3 separate regions of the Homo sapiens genome follow, and all the other regions are linked to region 2. The links are chromatin contacts, found by Hi-C in ENCODE. All regions are on one chromosome and are shown on one strand. Each heading gives the region's core, a stretch centred on a gene start or an enhancer-like site at or near the end of the contact. The rest is flanking DNA. Distances are from core to core; before and after follow the strand shown.

Evidence for each region. A loop is a pair of places that touch in the nucleus more often than their neighbours do. Pooled maps may share reads with other maps.
Region 1: a loop to region 2 is called in a map of CD8-positive, alpha-beta T cell, with 9 times the contacts of the local background. The contact joins the promoter of PXMP2 here to the promoter of FBRSL1 in region 2. A Hi-C loop is called at or near these places in 3 of 168 maps with a recorded cell type or tissue (CD8-positive, alpha-beta T cell, ascending aorta and thyroid gland), 7 of 37 single-sample maps with no recorded cell type and 15 of 50 pooled maps.
Region 3: a loop to region 2 is called in a pooled map, with 14 times the contacts of the local background. The contact joins the promoter of PGAM5 here to the promoter of FBRSL1 in region 2. A Hi-C loop is called at or near these places in 2 of 37 single-sample maps with no recorded cell type and 13 of 50 pooled maps.

What each region holds. Positions count from the first base shown.
Region 1 is chr12:132,685,566-132,688,864 of GRCh38, forward strand. PXMP2 (peroxisomal membrane protein 2) reads left to right here and starts at 2,022. Exons shown (of 5, transcript NM_018663.3): 1 at 2,022-2,227. The coding sequence starts at 2,106. It overlaps POLE (DNA polymerase epsilon, catalytic subunit), which reads right to left and starts at 1,777. Exons shown (of 49, transcript NM_006231.4): 1 at 1,689-1,777. The coding sequence starts at 1,750. RefSeq lists a silencer at 1,228-2,537.
Region 2 is chr12:132,488,878-132,492,163 of GRCh38, forward strand. It overlaps FBRSL1 (fibrosin like 1), which reads left to right and starts at 1,274. Exons shown (of 19, transcript NM_001367871.1): 1 at 1,274-1,984. The coding sequence starts at 1,694. RefSeq lists enhancers at 235-364, 2,362-2,925 and silencers at 555-624, 755-1,204.
Region 3 is chr12:132,709,426-132,712,515 of GRCh38, forward strand. PGAM5 (PGAM family member 5, mitochondrial serine/threonine protein phosphatase) reads left to right here and starts at 1,417. Exons shown (of 6, transcript NM_001170543.2): 1 at 1,417-1,642. The coding sequence starts at 1,452. It overlaps LOC124903063 (a long non-coding RNA gene), which reads right to left and starts at 1,170. Exons shown (of 2, transcript XR_007063551.1): 1 at 1,069-1,170. RefSeq lists an enhancer at 934-983 and silencers at 1,154-1,613, 1,824-1,933.

The sequences.
Region 1 (3,299 bases), core at 772-3,271, 200 kb after region 2:
GTACTTATCCCAGCAGCAGCCTTCCCCCTGCCTGGAGGCCATCACTGAGCTTGGGGCAGGGCAGTGGAGTGGAGCACGTGAGTGCAGTCCTGTGTCCTGAAGCAGGGCAGTCAGTAACCGTCTCTAAGCTCCAAGTTCCAACACACCATGTAGACCCTAAGGGTACCTGCCTCTCTAGGGCTTGCCTGATATGGACAGACAGCGATGAGCACAACAGCAGTTAGGGATCCTTACCACTTGGTTTCTCCTCTGGGAAGAATTTTGTTCAGCTAAGTGTCTGTAAAAAGCTTCACGTTCTCACACGTTTTTTCTATTTTTTTTTTTTTGAGACAGAGTTTCATTCTTTGTTGCCCAGCCTGGAGTGCAATGGCGCGATCTCGGTTCACCGCAACCTCCGCCTGCCGCGTTCAAGTGATTCTCCTGCCTCAGCCTCCTGCGTAGCTGGGATTACAGGCATGCGCCACCACGCCCCGCTAATTTTGTATTTTTTTAGTGGAGACGGGATTTCTCCATGTTGGTCAGGCTGGTCTCGAACTCCTGACCTCAGGTGATCCTCCTGCCTCGGCCTCCCAAAGTGCTGGGATTACAGGTGTGAGCCACCGCGCCGGGCCTCATCCGTTTTCTGCTTATGGCAGGCCAGTCCTCCGGTCATGTTTACCGTTTGCTCTGGCCACCAAGCAGCCGCGTCTTATCCTTGCTCTATTTTTTTTGAGACTGGGTCTGGCTCCGTCGCCCAGGCTGGAGTGCGGTGGCGCGATCCCGGCTCACAGCAGCCTTGACCTGCCGGGCTCAGGTGAACCTCCGGCTCGGATTCGGGAGTATTAATAGCTGGGACCTCGGGCGCGCACCACCAGCCTGTCTAATTTTTCTTGTTTTTACAAGAGAAGGGCCGGGCGCGGAGTCTCACGTCTGTAATCCCAGCACTTTGGAAGGCCGAGGCGGGCGGATCACCTGAGGTCAGGAGTTCGAGACCAGCCTGGCCAACATGGTGAAACCCGGTCTCTACTAAAAATACAAAAACTAGCCGGGCCTGGTGGCGGGCGCCTGTAATTCCAGCTACTCGGGAGGCTGAGGCAGCGGGATCGCTTGAACCCGGGAAGCAGAGGTTGCAGTGAGCCGAGATCGCGCCACTGCACTCCAGCCTGGGCGACAGAGCGGGACTCCCTGCCCAAAAAAATAAAACAGAGGAGACGAGGTCTCTCTCTGTAGCCCAGGCTGATCTAGAACAGGATCCTGGGCTCCAGCGATCCGCCCGCCTCGGCCTCCCCCAGCGCTAGGCCCCCAGGCAGGGTCCCCGGCCCCGCCCCTCCCCGCACCCTCCCCAGCCGCGCGTCCACCCCGCAGGGCCTGGCCCGGGTCCCGCCGCTCTCATCGCCCCCGCCGCGCGGCAGGTCCCAAACGCAGCTGCGCGGAAGGCGAGGCCCGAAAAACCTCAGAAAGAGCCGAGCAGGGAAAGGCCGCGCGGCCCGCCTCGTTTCCCCGCAAAGAAGCCGCGCCCGTAGCGCCTCCGCCCGCCCCGAGCCCCTCCGTCGGCGGTCGGGGCGCGCCGCCCTACCCCAGTCAGGCGCGGCGAGTGCGGGCGGCTGCGGGAACCGGGCCTCCCTCCCGCCTCGGCGGCGCCAGCCGAGGACGGCCCCATGGCACCCTCCGGAGGGCCGGCCCGAGAGCCTCAGGAGGGCGCCCCTCACCTGCTGGCCTCGCCATCCGCGCCTGGGTCCGCGCGCCGCCGCCCGCCGCTCCTCAGAGACATGGAGCCGTTGGCTACCACCTCTGCTTCAGGGGAGAAATTTGGCGCGCTCCCACCCAGACTCGCGAGAGCCGGAAATGCCGCCGTCCATCAAGAGGCGCGCTCCGCCCCTCCCCCGCCCCCCGAGGCGCTCCAATTGGCGCCGGCGCCCGGCGGGGGAGGTGGCCGGCAGGGACCGGGGAAAAGTGTGTGGTAGGCGCGCGCGGCGCACCGTGGGGTTGGGACCGGGCGGCGCTGCGGGCCGCGGTGGGGCCGGAAATGTCAGGCGGTCCCCACTCCGCTCTCGGCGCCTCGGGCTCCGCGCCCGGCCAGCCTGAGGTGGGGTCGGTGCCCCCGGCGGCACGGCGCTGGGGAGGCGATGGCGCCGGCCGCGTCCAGGCTGCGGGCCGAAGCCGGGCTCGGGGCGCTGCCGCGGCGGGCGCTCGCCCAGTACCTGCTCTTCCTGCGGCTCTACCCGGTGCTCACCAAGGCGGCCACCAGGTGAGCGGGGGCGCGGGAATCGGACGCCGCCCCGGCCCCAGGTCGGCCGCAGCGGCGCGGGGCCTGGACGGGAGCGCCGGGCCGGGACCAGGCTGGGGGCGCGCCCGGGTCAGAACCCCCGGAGCGGGCGCCCTCCGACCCGGCGCTGAACTTCCCGCGGCGACACCCGCGTCCGCAGTCAGCGATTGTGAGGCGCCTTGCGGATCCCGCCCTCCCAGCGCGTGGAGGGCCCGCCCAGACCCGGGGGTCGGCGCTGAGGTTCCACCCAAGGACCCAACAGGGGCCCCGCGCGCCCGGGGAAGCCACGGCAAGGGGAGCGGGTCCGCAGGCGCGGGTGAAGACAGGGCGAGGGGAGCGGGTCTGCGGGGCGCGGGTGAAGACAGGGCGAGGGGAGCGGGTCTGCGGGGCGCGGGTGAAGACAGGGCGAGGGGAGCGGGTCTTGGGGGCGCGGGTGAAGACAGGGCGAGGGGAGCGGGTCTGCGGGGCGCGGGTGAAGACAGGGCCAGGGGAGCGGGTCTGCGGGGCACGGGTGAAGACAGGGCCAGGGGAGCGGGTCCTCATGGAGCGTGTGGAGACAGGGCCAAGGGAGCGAGTCTGCGGGGCGCGGGTGAAGACAGCGCCAGGGGAGCGGGTCTTGGGGGCGCGGGTAAAGACAGGGCCAGGGGAGCGGGTCCTCATGGCGCGGGTGGAGACAGGGCCAAGGGAGCGGGTCTGCGGGGCGCGGGTGAAGACAGGGCCAAGGGAGCGGGTCTGCGGGGCGCGGGTGAAGACAGGGCGAGGGGAGCGGGTCTGCGGGGCACGGGTAAAGACAGGGCCAAGGGAGCGGGTCTGCGTGGTGCGGGTGAAGACAGGGCCAGGGGAGCGGGTCTGCGGGGCACGGGTGAAGACAGGGCGAGGGGAGCGGGTCTTGGGGGCGCGGGTGAAGACAGGGCCAGGGGAGCGGGTCTGCGGGGCACGGGTGAAGACAGGGCGAGGGGAGCGGGTCTTGGGGGCGCGGGTGAAGACAGGGCCAGGGGAGCGGGTCTGCGGGGCACGGGTGAAGACAGGGCGAGGGGAGCGGGTCTTGGGGGCG
Region 2 (3,286 bases), core at 24-2,523:
ACCCTCCCCTCCGCCCTCCAGCAAACCACCATTCTTCTCCGAGGGCCTGTGCAGGGGTGTAGCCCCGACCTGAAACAGGGTGCCCATGACTGCTGGGGCTCGGAGTCGTCACTCCTCGGGGAGGCCCTCTGGACCACCCAATGCCCACTCTCTGTGACACCTCCCCGTTCGATTTTCTTCAGATTATCCTTGGCTGATATTCTATTTGGCCCTGTGTTCAGGGTCTCTCTCCCACTTCTAAGAGGGTAGTCTATCTCAGCCGCTGCGGGGTCACCAACAGAGCCTGGACACAGGAGGCATCTGGCAAATACGCGCTGCATGAATCAATGACTCCAGTGCCCACGCGCAAGGGGCCCCTGGGCTCAGAAAACCCCACCAGGCGGGCCCCTCCGAGCTCGGCCTGTCCTGGGGGTGGAGGAGGAAGTTCGCCCCGCGCCTGCCTCGCAACCGCAGCCGCCTCCGTGCGCTTCCTGCCCGCGCCGCCCTCCACACTGCGCTCCGTGTCTGGCAGCAGCCCCCGCCTCGCTGGGCGCGTTCCCGGGGGTCTCGGTGGCGGGAGCCGCCTTCTTGTGGGACTTGGGGGCACGTGGCGCGGGGCGGGGACGCGGACAGACCCCTCCCGCATCCTAGGAGGCCTGGGAGGGTCCGCGGGGACGCGGGGAGGGGGCACCGCCTGGCCGAGGACCCTCCCCCGGTCCTCCCCGCCCCTTCCCCGTCCCTTCCACGCTCGCCGAGGGCAGGACTTCGGTTCCGCGAGACCGGAGGCCCCTCGTCCTCCTCGGAAGCCGCCCGCGGCCGGGGACCCCAGTCCCGCAGAGGAGGGCGGCGCTGCCCCCGCCTCCCGCTTGGAGAGCGCCGCCCGCAGGTGCCCACGGAGGGGCCGCGGCATCCCAGCGCCCTCCCAGGAAGGAGCCGAGCGGATCACCGCCGGCTGCAGCGGAGGTCGGGGCGCCGGGGAGGGGCGCGGCTAGGGGGCGAGGTCGAAGGGCGGGCACCTGCGGGTGGGGCGGGGCCTGAATTAGCGGGAGCGCCCGGGAGGGGCGGGGCCGGGGCCTGCGTGAGCGGGTCGGGGAGGGGGCGGAGCCTGCGGGGGGCGGGGCCTGCGTGAATGGGGCGGGGAGGGGCCGGAGCCTTGTGAGCGGGGCGGGCCGCGTGTGCGGGGTGGGGGCGGAGCCTTATGAGCGGGGCGGGGCAGGGGCGTGGTCGGGGCGGGGCGCGCGGGCGCCCGCGGCGGCCCTCACTTCCTCTGGCGAGCGCAGCCGGGCGGAAGTGCGTCAGTTGTTATCTGTTCGGGGCGCCGCCGCCGCCTCACGAGCCCGGTGCCCAGGAGCCCGGCCGCCTCCCGCCTGCCGCCTGCCGCGCCCGCCCGGCCCCGCCCGCTCGGCCCGATCGCCGCGCCGCGCGCATGGGGCGCGCCCCCGGGGGGGCGGCCGAGGGCCGCTGAGCGCCGGGCCCGCCCCCGCCGATGCGCCCAGCCGCCCGCGCCGGGGGTCCCAGGCCGCGCCGGGCCCGGGGCTGAGCCGCCCCCCGCGCCCGGCATGCCCGGCCCGGCCCGCCGCCCGCCGCCGCCCAGGGCCCGAGCCCGCGCGGCGCACACTCAGCCCGGCGGCGCCGCGTAGCCGAGGGAGCCCGCCTGCTGCGAGCCAGGCGCGGGGCGTCAAGGTCACCGGCCCGACGGGGCGCACGCGCGGCCATGGAGGCCAAGGTCCGCCCGAGCCGGCGCTCGCGCGCGCAGCGGGACCGTGGCCGGCGCCGGGAGGCCGCCCGCGACGCCCGCGCCCAGAGTCCGTCGTCGGGCGACGAGCCCGAGCCCAGCCCCGGCAAGGAGAACGCGGGCCTCCGCGGCGCGCCCCCCCGAGGCGCCGCCCCCGCGCCCCGCACCGCGCGTCCCCCGCGCCGCCGCCGCCGCGAGTCCAGCTCGCAGGAGGAGGAGGTCATCGACGGCTTCGCCATCGCCAGCTTCAGCACCCTGGAGGCCCTGGAGGTAGGTGGACGGGTGCGGCTTCGCAGGCGTTGAGGCGAGAACGGGGCCCGGAGTTGACGCGTCGGGCGATCCCGGGACCCCTGGGCTTGCGACCGCCCGCGCCGTGGGCAGCCCTGAGGGAAGCCCCGGCCACTTGGTACCCGTTCCAGGGACCCTGGGTGCCCACCGCTCGCCCAGACCGTCGCATCTGGAAGACCCAGCAGCGTCGGGTGGGTTTGGGGACGTTTTAAGTTGCAGAGGCAAAAAAATCTACGCTTCGAAATTGGGGGCTGTCTGACAGCACCGTCGGCCTTTTATCAGTTGTGTTTCTGTGGCCAGCATATCGCTCTGCCTGGTTCAGGACGTGCTAGGGAGCAGTGCTGGATCTTAGGGAGGTGGTGATAAAATGGATACTCCGCGGGCCATCCCGTTCCCTCCTCCCTTCGAGGGCTCTGCTGAGAAGGGGAGAAGGAGGGTTAATCTCAAGACCCCTCTTGGTGACTGCTGCCTGCTGCATGGTTAATAGATTGGCCAAAAATATTGCTTGTCTGGCTGACGGACAGTATTTGCTGAGCAAATACTGCTCCTCTTACATGAACTCAGCTGAGCAGAGAAGGAAATTAAATGCTGTCTGAGAGTTGGGGCAGGCGCTGTCTCCCCAGGACTGGCATGGGCAGGAATGCTAGCAAGTTGCCCTGCACCAGGGCCGAGACCCGCCCAGCGAGGTGTGCCCCGTGCAGCACTTACTTTGGGGGACCCTCATCTGCTGGACTTTGACTCCCAGAATCACCCCATTTCCAACCCCTCTCACTTTTCCAGGGGCTTGGGAGCCCATGGCCTGGGATCCCCCAGTCTCAGAAGCTGAGCTTTGGGAAAAGGGGAGATGCCTACTGCAGGCCCCTGAAGCAGCAAGTCCTCTTCAAGTTCTCATCCAAACTCTGGGGACTGTAGAGAGCCTTGGGTCAGGGCCGGTGGCCAGGGAAGTGGCCCCAGAACAGGTGCCGCATCGTGTCCCGAGTGCACAGTCAGAGCTGGGGCTTCGTGTCCCAAGTGCACGGACAGAGCTGGGGCTCCTGTGGGCCCAGGACGGGGTGGGTGGTGGCCAGGCTCATCACACAGGCTGGCCATCCTCTGTCCTGCACATTATTAGATGGCTCCAGGGCTGGCACACGCCATTGCTCTGTGCTGGGACGGGATGGCCCTGGGGCTGTCTTCTGCCCTCTCAGTGGTGATAATGACACAGACTGTACGTGTACTGAGCAATACTGCAAGCCAGGCCCTGCGCTCGGCTCCTGCACTGCAGCTGAGACCACGAGGATGCCC
Region 3 (3,090 bases), core at 167-2,666, 220 kb after region 2:
GAGACGGGTTTTCACCGTGTTAGCCAGGATGGTCTCGAGCTCCTGACCTCGTGATCCGCTCACCTAGGCCTCCCAAAGTGCTGGGATTACAGGCGTGAGCCACCACGCCCGGCCTTCCTTTTATTTTTATTTTTTAAATCTTCCTATCATTTTTAGTAAATGACCTGGAAGCAGCAGACCCAACTGGAAGCGTACAGGTTCAAGAAAGCCTGTTTAAGCAGAAGTCTCAGTATTTCTGTGGAACCATTCAGTTTTTTTATTTTTATTTTTTTGAGACATTGTTTCACTCTGTTGCCCAGGCTGGAGTGCAGTGAGGCAATCTCAGCTCACTGCAACCTCCGCTTCCTGGGTTCAAGCAACTCTCCTGCCTCAGCCTCCTGAGTAGCTGGTATTACAGGCTGGAGCCACCGTGCCCGGCTAATTTTTGTATTTTTAGTAGAGACCGGGTTTCACCATGTTGGCCAGGCTGGTCTCAAACTTCTGACCTCAGGTGATCCGCCTGTCTCGGCTTCCCAAAGTGTTGTGATTACACGCGTGAGCCACCGAGCCCAGGCCCAAGTGATTTTTAAATAGCTTAAATCAGATCATGTCATTTCCCAATTTTAAAATGGGCAGAGATGGTCCAGCAATCCCACTTCTGGGTACAGACGCAAAACAATCAATGAAAGAGAGATCTGCACGCAGCACTGTTCACGCTAGCGAGGAGATGGCAACAGGGCAAGCGTCCAGCAATGGGTAAGCGGTGGGGTCGGTGCACGCAGGCGTCCAGCAATGGGTAAGCGGTGGGGTCGGTCCACCCAGGGAGCGCTGGTCCCCCTGGAAGGAAACCCAGGCTCTAACGCGGTCCCTCTGAGGACCCTGCTAGGCGAAACGCGCCGGCCATAGAAAGACTGTCCCGCAGGAGAGGGCGGTGTTCGGCCCGGGGTTTGAGGGGTCGGGACCAGGAGGAGGGACAGCCCGGCCGAACCTGAACGCACTTCAGGCCGCTTGAACAGCACACGCAGGAACTGCGCCGACGGAAAACTTTACTTCGTGTTCCGCCACCAAAAAAATATCGTTTAAACAAACCTGCGGCAGCTTCCCAGCTCCCTTAAACCAGGATCCCAAGTTCTCCGCGTCTCCGCCCCTGCACCCAGCCTCCGGCCTCGGCAGGCGCTTCCGGTGCGGAACCTTCTGGAAAGTACCGCGCCGCCCTCCCGGCGTCCCCACAACCCCGCCCGCACCTGCGCGCACCGGCGCTCGCGAGCACAAGTGACGGGACTGGAGCGTGGCGCGGCAGGTGGCTCCACGAAAACGCCCCTTCGCGCAAGGCTGCCCCGCGTCCTGCCGCGCCCCAGGAGGCGGGACTTCCGCCCCCGCCGCCCGGAAGCGGCAGCCGGGGGAAGCGTGTTCCTCGCGGAGCGCCGTCGGGGCCGTGGGCGCCTGCGCGGGCCGGCGCGGGAGCAAGCGGCATGGCGTTCCGGCAGGCGCTGCAGCTGGCGGCCTGCGGGCTGGCCGGGGGCTCGGCCGCCGTGCTCTTCTCGGCCGTGGCGGTAGGGAAGCCGCGCGCAGGCGGGGACGCGGAGCCACGCCCGGCTGAGCCGCCGGCCTGGGCGGGGGGCGCGCGGCCGGGCCCCGGTGTCTGGGACCCCAACTGGGACAGGTGCGCGCGGGGCTGTTTGGGGCCGGGGTCGGGATGGGGGTCAGGGCAGGTGTTACCGTTGGGATCGAGATCGGGACCAGGTTTAAGGTTGCGATCGGGTCGGGATCTGGGGTCGCCGTCTGCTTTCCCCAGCGGAGGAGCCGCTTTCCGGGGCCGCTCTGCGCGGAGGGTTCCGGGGGCGGCTGACCCTTCCCGCCGGCTTCTGTGGCCGAGCTCCGTCGCGTCCTCGCCCTTCTCCCCGCCCCTGCGAGTCCGCCCTGGGTGCCATCGCCGGAGCGCGGGCCGGGGCGAGGCTGAGGTGGAAGCCGGGCCTCCTTCAGGGGCGTTTGCAGGAGCGCGCCCGCGAGCTGCGTGCGGTTATTGAGCGTTTGAAATATGGCTCGTGTGATTCCTGAAGGGAATGCTTAGTTTACGTCAATTTAAACTTAACGCAAGCAGGGCCGGGTGCGGTAGCTCAGGCCTGTAATCCCAGCGTTTGGGAGGCTGAGGCCGGAGGATCGCTTGAGAAATTTGAAACCAGCCTGGGCAACATAGTGAGACCCCCATCTCTACAAAAAATACAAAAAAAATTGGCCGAGCGAGGTGGCGCGCGCCTGTGGTCCCAGCTACTCGGGAGGCTGAGGTAGGAGGATCCCTTGAGTCCAGGGGTCCCAGGCTGCACAGTGTGAGCCGAGATCCCGCCACTTCACTCCAGCCTGAGCAACAGAGCCTGTCTCAAAGGAAAAAAAAAAAAAGTAGTGCAGGTTTTTAACATTAGTTATGTGTTGAAATAGTATTTTTAGCATATTGAATTAAAAGTATGATCGAAATTCACCTGTTTCTTTTTAATGTTGCTATTAGAAAATGTATAATTTCACATGTTGCTGGCATTCTGTTTCTGTCGGCCAGGACTGCTCTAGCGGCAAGGATGGTTTTCCCAGTCCTAACTCCTCATTATACTCAGTACTTTGAGAAAGGGGGCACAGAATTATACTACTGTGGTTGCGTTAGGTACTTTATATTAGATTTTTATCTTTTGTTAACCTTATTTCCTCTATTATTAGCATCATACACTAAGCATGGTGTATATATCAAAATTAATGAGCCAAAATAATATAGATTAATTATAGTTATTATATTAGTTTATAATACATTACTGTTAACTAAGGTTCATGTTTCATTGAGATTTCCTCAGCTTTTACCTGCTGTTCTGTTCTAGGGTCCCACATGACAAGTAGTCTTCATGCCTCCGTAGGCATGTTTTGGCTGTGACAATTTCTCAGACTTGTTTTGATGATCATGAGTGTTTGAGGCGTCCTGGTCAGGGGTTTGGTAGAAGGTCCCTCAATTGAGACTTCTCTGAAGGTTTTCTCATGATTAGACTGGAGTTACATTCTTTTTCCTTCTTTTCTTTTTTCTTTTTCCTTGAGACGGAGTTTCGCTCTTGTTGCCCAGGCTGGAGTGCAATG